Linked DNA regions of Homo sapiens: region 1 is linked to region 2. A link is a loop called in an ENCODE intact Hi-C map of the cell type or tissue named here. Cell type or tissue: OCI-LY7. All regions are shown on one strand. Each heading gives the region's core, and the rest is flanking DNA. Links, peaks and the distances in the headings are about the cores only. Region 1 has its middle 70 kb from the start of LINC00242. Region 2 has its middle 160 kb from the start of LINC00242.

Region 1 (4,383 bases), core at 216-4,215, 90 kb before region 2:
TGGGTGCTGTGCTGGGTACACGAAGCTACCTTCTTCCGGTGCTAGGTGCTGTGCTGGGTACATGAAGCTACCTTCTTCCTGAGCTAGGTGCTGTGCTGGGTACACGAAGCTACCTTCTTCCTGAGCTAGGTGCTGTGCTGGGTACATGAAGCTGCCTTCTTCCGGTGCTAGGTGGTTTGCTGAGTAAATGTAGGTACCCTTTGTGTGACAGGTGTTGTGCTTAGTAAATGAAGGCGTCTACCATGTGTTAGGTCCTGAGCTGGGTAAATGAAGGCAGCCTCTAATAGCTCAGACCTGTGCTGGGTAAACGGTGATAGCTTCCCCGTGCCAGGTCCTGTGCTGGGTAAATGAAGGCAGCCTCCAATAGCTCGGACCTGTGCTTGGTAAATGGTGATAGCTTGCATGCACCAGGTCCTGGGCTGGGTGAATGAAGGCAGCCTCCAATAGCTAGGTCCTGTGCTCGGTAAATAGCTTCCCTGTGCCAGGTCTTGTGCTGGGTAAATGAAGGTAGCTTCCATGTGGTAGGTGCTGCGCTGCGTAAGTGAAGGTGCCTTCCACGTGCTCGGTCCTGTGCTGGGCACTTGAAAGTGTCTCCCACTCGCGAGGTGGTTTGCTTAGTAAATGAAGGCCCCTTCCACGTGCTGAGGAAATGACACTGCCTTCCACGTGCTGGGGAAATGAATGGTACCTTTTATGTTTTCAGCCCTGGGCCAATTGTATTCAAATATTCCGTTTTCATCTTTTTAGCAACCATGGAAGAATACAAGTATTTCCATTTTATATGCAAGGACGATGAGACCAACTTCAAGTGGTGAAGTTGGTACAGATTCCTCTTCTATCAGGCCTGTGAGGTTTTGTGTGAAACCCTCATGCTTTATACACAGGTTTTGCTGTCCTGTGGTTGTCCATCAGGTTCTGGGAATTCTGAGCTGGAATGAGGCACTCCAGTAGCGTCTTCCCAAGGGTAGACCACACAGCACACGAAGCCCACCAAGCCTGCACCGCCCACACAGCACGGCCCCTCGCTGCAGACCTGCTGCCCTTGTGGGTTTAGGCCTGGTGCTCCCCTCTCACAGGGCCGTGCCTCAGACCCCACATCCGCGCTGCAACCTGGAATGCACCTGCCGCATGGTGTGAGAGGCGTTTTGTGGGAGACGCCCAGGGCAGTACCTGCACTGGAAAATACTCAGTGGCTACTGGGCCATGCTGAGGGGCCTTTAGGACATGGAGCTGGAGCTGTGGAGGGCTGGGTTTTGGTCCCATTTGACTCTCCCCCATGCCTCATCCTGAAGTTCTTTAATCTTGGTCTGATGTTTAAAGTTGGGACAGCCCCTCCTGTGACCTCGGAGGGTTCTGGCAACCAGGTGAGCTGGTGTGTGTGTGGGAACAGCATGGAGCTCTGTGAAATATCAGGCGTCTTCCCCGCCATGGGGCATCGTGGTCAGTGTGTTGTAGGGTCAGTTGACCACTTGGACACCTGGTTATGACCATTTCAGCCTCTTTTGGAAACATTCTGCTTTTATTCCCATTGGCAAACAAACTTGCTCAGAGGTTTTATGTGACAAGCTACAGGCAGCGCTGGAGTGTGGTGTGCCAGCATGAGAGGGTGTGAGCAGGGGGCACGTTTTCTCTGGAATCGTGCATTATAGGAATAAATCATGTGTGTGTTTGCACCTTCTCACCCCTATGTGAAGATGAAACTTTAGTGCTTGAGGTTAAAAAGTGTCCTCATGAAGGAGTCTGGCTCTTTCCGCCCTGGTCTAGAAAACAGTTTCCCGTGAAGGACCAGGGACTACAGATTTCCGGCTTCGGGGCCCTACGGCCTCCACCCCCGCCATGCAGCTCTGCAGCTGTAGCCTGAAAGCAGCTGCAGCTGCCGCGCGTAAGGGGTGGCTCTGGGCAGGAAACCACGTGCGAACCGCCCCACGGCAGGGTGCGTCCCACAGAAGGAGCAGTGTGTTCCGTCCCGCTGCACGGCCTGCGAGGGATTTCCATGGTGAGGGTGAATCACGAGGGCTTCTTGTGGCCTGGTCTGTCTTACCTGCCTCTCCTTCATGCAGGCTATTTTTTTTTTAAGCAAGGAAAGAATAACTTTATTGTAAGTATTAATTAATTAATTAATTAATTAATTAATTTATTTATTTTTGAGACAGAGTCTCCCTCTGTCGCCAGACTGGAGTGCAGTGGTGGGATCTTGGCTCGCTGCAACCTCCACCTCCCGGGTTCAAGCAATTCTCCTGCTTCAGCCTCCCGAGCAGCTGGGACTACAGGTGTGTGCCACCACGCCCAGCTAATTTTTGTATTTTTAGTAGAGATGGGGTTTCACCATGTTGGCCAGGATGGTCTCGATATCTTGACCTTGTGATCCCCCCCTTGGCTTCCCAAAGTGTTGGGATTACAGGTGTGAGCTATGCGCCCGGCCTATAAGCATTTATAAGCATTTATCTCCAACTCCAAGGTTGCCATATTCAGTGATATAAACATTGGTTCTGGATGGTGGAAAATGTTATGGCTGTGGGATAAATTTATTATTAAATTTATTCAGACCAGAGGGAAGGTGAAGCCCATGTCTCCTCGCTCTTCCCCACGGGAAACGGAGGGGGGCTGCCCGGGAAGCTCCATGGACATCTTCCTGGGGCCCTGGAGAGGCACGGCTGGCGGGAGGCAGTCACTTCCAGGCTGTGGTGTGACCCAAGATATTAACACAGGCCCCGTGTGAGGCTCAGCTGTCTACCCAGGCAGTGGAAAAGGATTTTTCAACAGAGACGCCGCAGACATGGGGCTTTAAAAGATTTCAAGTCTCGGATGGGTGTGGTGGCTCATGCCTATAATTCCAGCACTGTGGGATGCCAAGGCGGGTGGATCACAAAGTCAGGAGTTTGAGACCAGCCTGGCCAGTATGGTGAAACCCTGTCTCTACTAAAAATACAAAAATTAGCCAGGCATGGTGGCGGGCGCCTGTAGTCCCAGTTACTCGGGAGGCTGAGGCAGGAGAATGGCTCGAACCCCGGAGGCAGAGCTTGCAGTCAACCGAGAATGCGCCATTGCACTCTAGACTGGGCAACAGAGTGAGACTCCATCTCAAAAAAAAAAAAGAGATTTCAAGTCTCTATGATCCAAAATAGTGCTTTCCCAGCTATGTTTGCCGCATTCATCCTTTCTGCTGTGTTCGTGGGGCTGTCTGTGTAATGGCCACAGATCTGCTTCTGGAGGTTCTACTTTATTGCATTGGTTTTTGTTTATTGTTGATTTCTGTAAAAATACCACTCTTTTTATTTTTATGGCTCTGTAATATGTATTTTATATTTGATAATGCAAATCTTTGTATTTTTCTAAATTGTTTTATCTATACTTTTATAAACATTTTTTTAAGAGACAGGTTCTCATTCTGTCACCAAGGCTGGAGTGCAATGGTGTGATCAGAGCTCACTTCACCCTCAACCTCCTGGGCTCAAGTAATCCTTCTGCCTCAGCCTCCCAAGTAGCTGAGACTATGGGCACATGCCACCACACCCAGCTAATTTTTTTATTTTTATTTTTTGTAGAGACAGGGTCTCCCTACATTGCCCAGGCTGGTCTCAAGCTCCTGGCCTCAAGTGATTCTCCTGCCTCAGCCTCCCAAAATGCTGGGATTACAGGCATGGCCACTGTGCCTGGCCTTAGAATTAAATTAAATTTAAAACTTATTGCATGTAAAGTTGCCATACTAACAATGTTATTTTGTTCTACATAAGATCCCAGTGTTTCATCATTTATTCAGGTGTTTCATCACTTTATTTATGTATTTGATGTACTATAGATGTACATGGTTTCAGGCTAAATGTGATAATTTAATGCATTCACATATTTTGTAAAGATCAAACCAGTGCACTTGGGACATCCACCACCTTAAACATTTGTCTTTTCGTTATTGCTAGAACCATTAAAATTCTTCTCTTCAAGCTATTTTGAAATATACAATAGATTATTGTAATCTATAGTAAATCTATGAAAAAACTAGGTCTTATTTCTTCTTTCAAACTGTACATTTGTATCCACTAATCAGCTTCTCTTCATTCCTACACCCCTTGCCCTTCCTGGTCTCTGGTAGCCACCAATCTACTTTCTATCTTCATGAGGTCCACTGTTATAGCTCCTGAGGTGAGATCTGTCTTTCTGAGCCTGGCTTGTTTCACTTAACGTAGTGGCCTCCAGTTCCATCCTTGTTGCTAAAAACAACAGGATCTCATTCCCTTCTCTGACTGAACCATATTCCACTGTGTATATGTGCCCCGTTTTCCTCTTCCATTCATCTGCTGGTGAGCACTTAGGTTGATTCTCTATTTTGGCTACTATGGATAGTGCTGCAGTAAACATGGGAGTGCAGAGATCTCCTCAACATCC
Region 2 (4,383 bases), core at 218-4,217:
CTGGGCCCCAGTGGACGGGTCCTTCCTCTTGGACCACTGGCCCCATGCATTGTCCATCCTCAACACCTTCCCTGTGGTGCCCAGAGGCAGCGTCCAGGAGCACACCCAGGTGCCCAGCGGGACCCCGGAGCTCCCTTTGAACAGGCACCTTCTGGGGCTGGGGTCCCCATGTCTGGGGGGGAATAGGGGGCTGGGGCCCGTGTCTAGGGAGTTATGGGACCTTGCATCTGAGGGGGTGTGGTGGGGGGCTGGGGCCTGCATCTGAGGGCGTGTGGTGGGGGGCTGGGGCCTGCATCTGAGGGGGTTCTGGTGGGGGGCTGGGGCCTGCATCTGAGGGGGTGTGGTGGGGGGCTGGGCCCTGCATCTGAGGGGGTGTGGTGGGGGGCTGGGCCCTGCATCTGAGGGGGTGTGGTGGGGGGCTGGGGCCTGCATCTGAGAGGGTTCTGGTGGGGGACTGGGCCCTGCATCTGAGGGGGTGTGGTGGGTGGCTGGGCCCTGCATTTGAGGGGGTGTGGTGGGGGGCTGCAGCCCTGCATCTGAGGGGGTGTGGTGGGGGGCTGGGCCCTGTATCTGAGAGGGTTGTGGTGGGGGGCTAGACCCTGCATCTGAGAGGGTTATGGTTGGGGGCTGGGGTCTGCATCTGAGGGCCATGGGACCTGGGTTTGTGGCTGCTGGTTCGCCTCTGGGCTCTGCTGCTTCTCACAGTAGTCGCTGAGCCATCGCGGGTCCTGATGTCTCACGGGAGAAGCAGGCCTGGGCAGGTGGCACCTTTGGGAGAAAGCGAAGGGCAGCCTGGGCTGGAGGCTGCACCCAGGCACTGTGGTCAGTGGCTGGGGAATGAGACACGGCCCTCCTGGGCCCCGTGTCCCTTGTGGTGGGGTCTGAGTGCCTACTTCTCTCACCATGGCCCTCGGGGTCCCGTGCCTCTGCGGCCTGAGCCTGCGGTGGGTCCTGGCGCAGCACCTGGACACGGGCCTCCCTGCCTGAGGCCTCCTTCCTTCCTTTTCACCCCCCTGAGCCTCCTTGCCCTTGGCTGGCTGAGCCGGCACATCCCCGTGGCGCCTCTGCACCTCCCCCAAGATCATTCTGCCAGCACGGTCCTCACTGCACCCTCCGGTCCTCCCTGCACCCTACGGCCCTCCCCTGAGATTATTTCGCCAGCCCGATCCTGCACCCTCCCGGCTGCCACTGCCCCTCCCCAGGGAGGCCGCCACAGATGCAATGGCCGGCTCAGGTTGGCTCCTCAGTGGTTGAAAGTGGTTTTGTTTTTGGTGGAACTTGGGGGCAGTGAGAGGCTTGAGATTATTCGTTGAGATAGTTTTCCAGAAAGAAAAAAATGTCACAGATAATTGGTTCTTTGCACTTGTAATATAAACGCAGTAATCTTTATTCTAACTTTTGCTAGAGAAATTGAAGTCGATGATAGCCCCTTTCAATTTTAAGCAGGAACCAAAGTCAACAGAAATTCTGAGTCATAGAATCAGGCCAACTGACATAAAGAAAAAAAAAAACCTGGGTCACTCACAACCACTAGGATGGCAGAAAGACAGGAAGAAAGAGAATGAAAAAAAAAATAAGACGTTATGGCAAAAGGATCCAGAGAAATTTGGGACCCTTGAGCATTGCTCGTGAGAACCATTGTGGAAACGATAGAGGGGCTCCCCAAGAGTTCATTACAGCAAATGGACTTAGCATGCGATCCAGCAGCTCCACTCCTACAACTGAAGACACAGACTCCAGCAAATACTTGTTCATACATGTTCATAATATCATTCGTTACAGTGGCCAGAAGGTGGGAACAGCCCAAATGTCCATCAACAGATGGACGAGCAAAATGCGGTCCATCCATGAGATGGAATATTACTCGGCCCTAAACAACAGTGAAGAAGTACTTGTAAGACCTTGACAACATGCATGAACCTTGAAGACGTTAAGCTTGTGGAAGAAGCCAGATACACAGGACCACGTGTTGTGTGGTTCCATTCATACAAAATGCCCAGGACAGGCAAATCTATGGAGGCAAAGTAGGTTGCTACTTGCCAGCCTGGAGGATCAGGGGGTGAGGAGAAACTGTGCAGGGAGTTCAGAGCCTCCTCTGGAGTCGGGGAAGCGTTCTGGACTAGATGGAGGTGGGACACACCGAACCGTTCACTTCCACATGCTCCACGTTACAGTTGTGAATTTCACTGCAATAAATTAGGGTTATTTTAAATACTTGGGCCAAACCTCAGATTTGCTGATCATTAATCCGTGGCTTTGGGAGCCACTGAGACTTGGCTGTGCTGAGTCCCCTCCTCTGCAAGTTGGAAGAAAAACTCTTCCCGGAGGATGGTTCAGACAAGTAAGTCAAAGCGTGAACACACCAGCAGAGCACCTGCCCTATACCTGCATGGTACCTGAGCATGAAAGACGTTCAAGAACATTCTCTTCCGTCCTCTGAGTCACTAGCAGATGGCCTGTTTCCTGCTGAAAGAAGCACCTGGTACTTGGTGTTTACGAACTCCACTCAGTAAGCGGATCAGTAGCAACAAGGGCACTTTGGCCGTCAGACGCAGAAGTAGCGTTTTCCTCCAGAACACCACCTGTGGTTGGGACAGTGCCGTGCAGCCCCAGCATGTCTGTGACGCACACCTCCTGCCTGCGGGGTGGTCCCCCTCCCGCCACCCCGGTTCTTCCGGGTTTTCGAGCCCTGCCCTCAGCTTCCCCTCCTTCCTCCCCTCCCCGATTTTCCAGCCCTGCCCTCGGCTTCCCCTCCTCCCTCCTCTCCCCCTGGCACCGTTAAAACATTCATGCTGGGCCAGATCATGCTTTTTGACAATGTCTAACGAGCTAGCAGTGAATGATAAATCTGCCGGGCCGCCTCTGTGTCTCAAAGCCACTAGGATCTGCAGCTGTTTCAAGAGCACAGAACAAGAAAGCCTCCAGGAAAGGGGGAAAGAGCGGCATCTGAGCTTGGAGGAAGTCATTTCTGTGAAAATCTTTTAATGCAACAGGGAGCTAAGCAAGTGGGCTGTGTGTGCTGTGGAAGGTGGCGATGTTGGGGTCTTGCCTCCTGCAGTGGATGCCGGCGACAGGGCCTCGGGTGGCTCTCTTAGGACCCACAGGCCCTGCATCTGGATTGGTCAAGTCCCAGGGGCCAGGCCTGCCTCAGAGGTCCTGGGCATTTCACGGCTGGAGGGCACTGCGGAGGTCCATCTGCTGCCCCATGGAGGAGAGCGGGTGCTCAGACACCAATCTTGGTGCCCAATCATTTCCCCTCCTCTGACCTTGAGGGAAAAAGCCAAGATGCAGCCTCTGGACACCAACCTTGAGACATTCTCAGCTCTCAGCTCATCAGCAGAGCCTGGACTCATTACTCCAGGGAAGAAGCTCTGCTTCCGTGGGCCAGGGGTAAGGTCAGACGCAAGGGCCTGAGGCCACATGGGAGCCCAAGCAGCAGGAGGCCCCAGGCCAGTCAGAGCCCTCAGGGCCTCCCAGGGGCTGGCAGGAGCACCTGCTCAGTGGCGAGATGAATGTCCTAAAATGCTATTAACGGAGTTCAGTCTAGGGTTTAAATCAATTTGGCAAACATTTATTGAGTGCCCACTCCCAATAAGGTTCTGAAAAGGCTCTTGAAAAAATGTCTGTGCTTTTGAATTTCAAATGATTGGTTTTAGTATTAGGAGCAACAGAAATCCTGTTATCACTCATCCAAATAATCAGAATTAATTTAGGAGTTGATGGCAAGCAGAGTCCGTTGGTAATTAGGAAACATGGAGAAATAATTAACCATGGCAAGAAATGCGGTTACATTTAACTCCTGCGAAGTTAAAAAAGAACCATGGTACTTTTCTCTGTGAGGCTTAGCAATCCCAGTGCTGGTGAGAGTGGCGCCTGCCTGAGCCCGTGAGGAGCCCTGCGCTGTTCCCCACCCTGGGTGCCATGCTGGCCGCTGGGCCCTTCCTTCAGGGAAGCCAAGCTGGATCCCTGAGTCACTAGGGCGACTGGGTGGGGCCTTGGCCGGATGACCTCCCTTCAGAGAAGGACCAGGGCCTAACTCCATGTCTTTTGTAAATTTATTTTTTTAAGCCTGAATAGAAAATGTCTCCATTATTCACTTTAGTTTTAAATATAGGCGCCTTCTCCCGGCTGGAATCCCCACTGCTAAGCTGGGAGGAGCCTCCAAGCTGGAGCGCTGGGCTTGTCCAGCCAGGCAGCAGACACTGTGGGGAGGCAGTGTGACATCCATCAGGGCTCTCTGTGGCAATGACACTGCATTCCTTTTAGAAAACTCCCTCTCCTCCAGTCTTCCTCCTGAAGGCCACCCCTCTCTACCAGCACTCGGCTCAGGAGGCCTGCGTGGCTCTGACTGATGCCTTTCTCGGCAGCTCTGTCCAGGGGCTA

What was found. Peaks named below come from ENCODE experiments on the same cell type or tissue, not always from the same donor. Only the 100,000 strongest peaks of a DNase experiment are listed, where the experiment ranks them.
Region 1: it touches region 2 in a loop (6-fold over the local background); 1 of 110 quality-filtered maps calls a loop at or near these places.

What each region holds. Positions count from the first base shown.
Region 1 is chr6:169,866,776-169,871,158 of GRCh38, forward strand. It overlaps LOC105378149. Among named protein-coding and RNA genes, the nearest start is that of LINC00242, 70 kb to the left of the region's middle. In OCI-LY7, for the core only: no CTCF peak of the experiment used is centred there; a DNase peak (open chromatin) is centred at 1,866; H3K27ac peaks cover 663 bases.
Region 2 is chr6:169,956,754-169,961,136 of GRCh38, forward strand. It overlaps LOC107986675. Among named protein-coding and RNA genes, the nearest start is that of LINC00242, 160 kb to the left of the region's middle. In OCI-LY7, for the core only: a CTCF peak has its summit at 2,692; a DNase peak (open chromatin) is centred at 2,558; H3K4me3 peaks cover 1,215 bases; H3K27ac peaks cover 2,556 bases.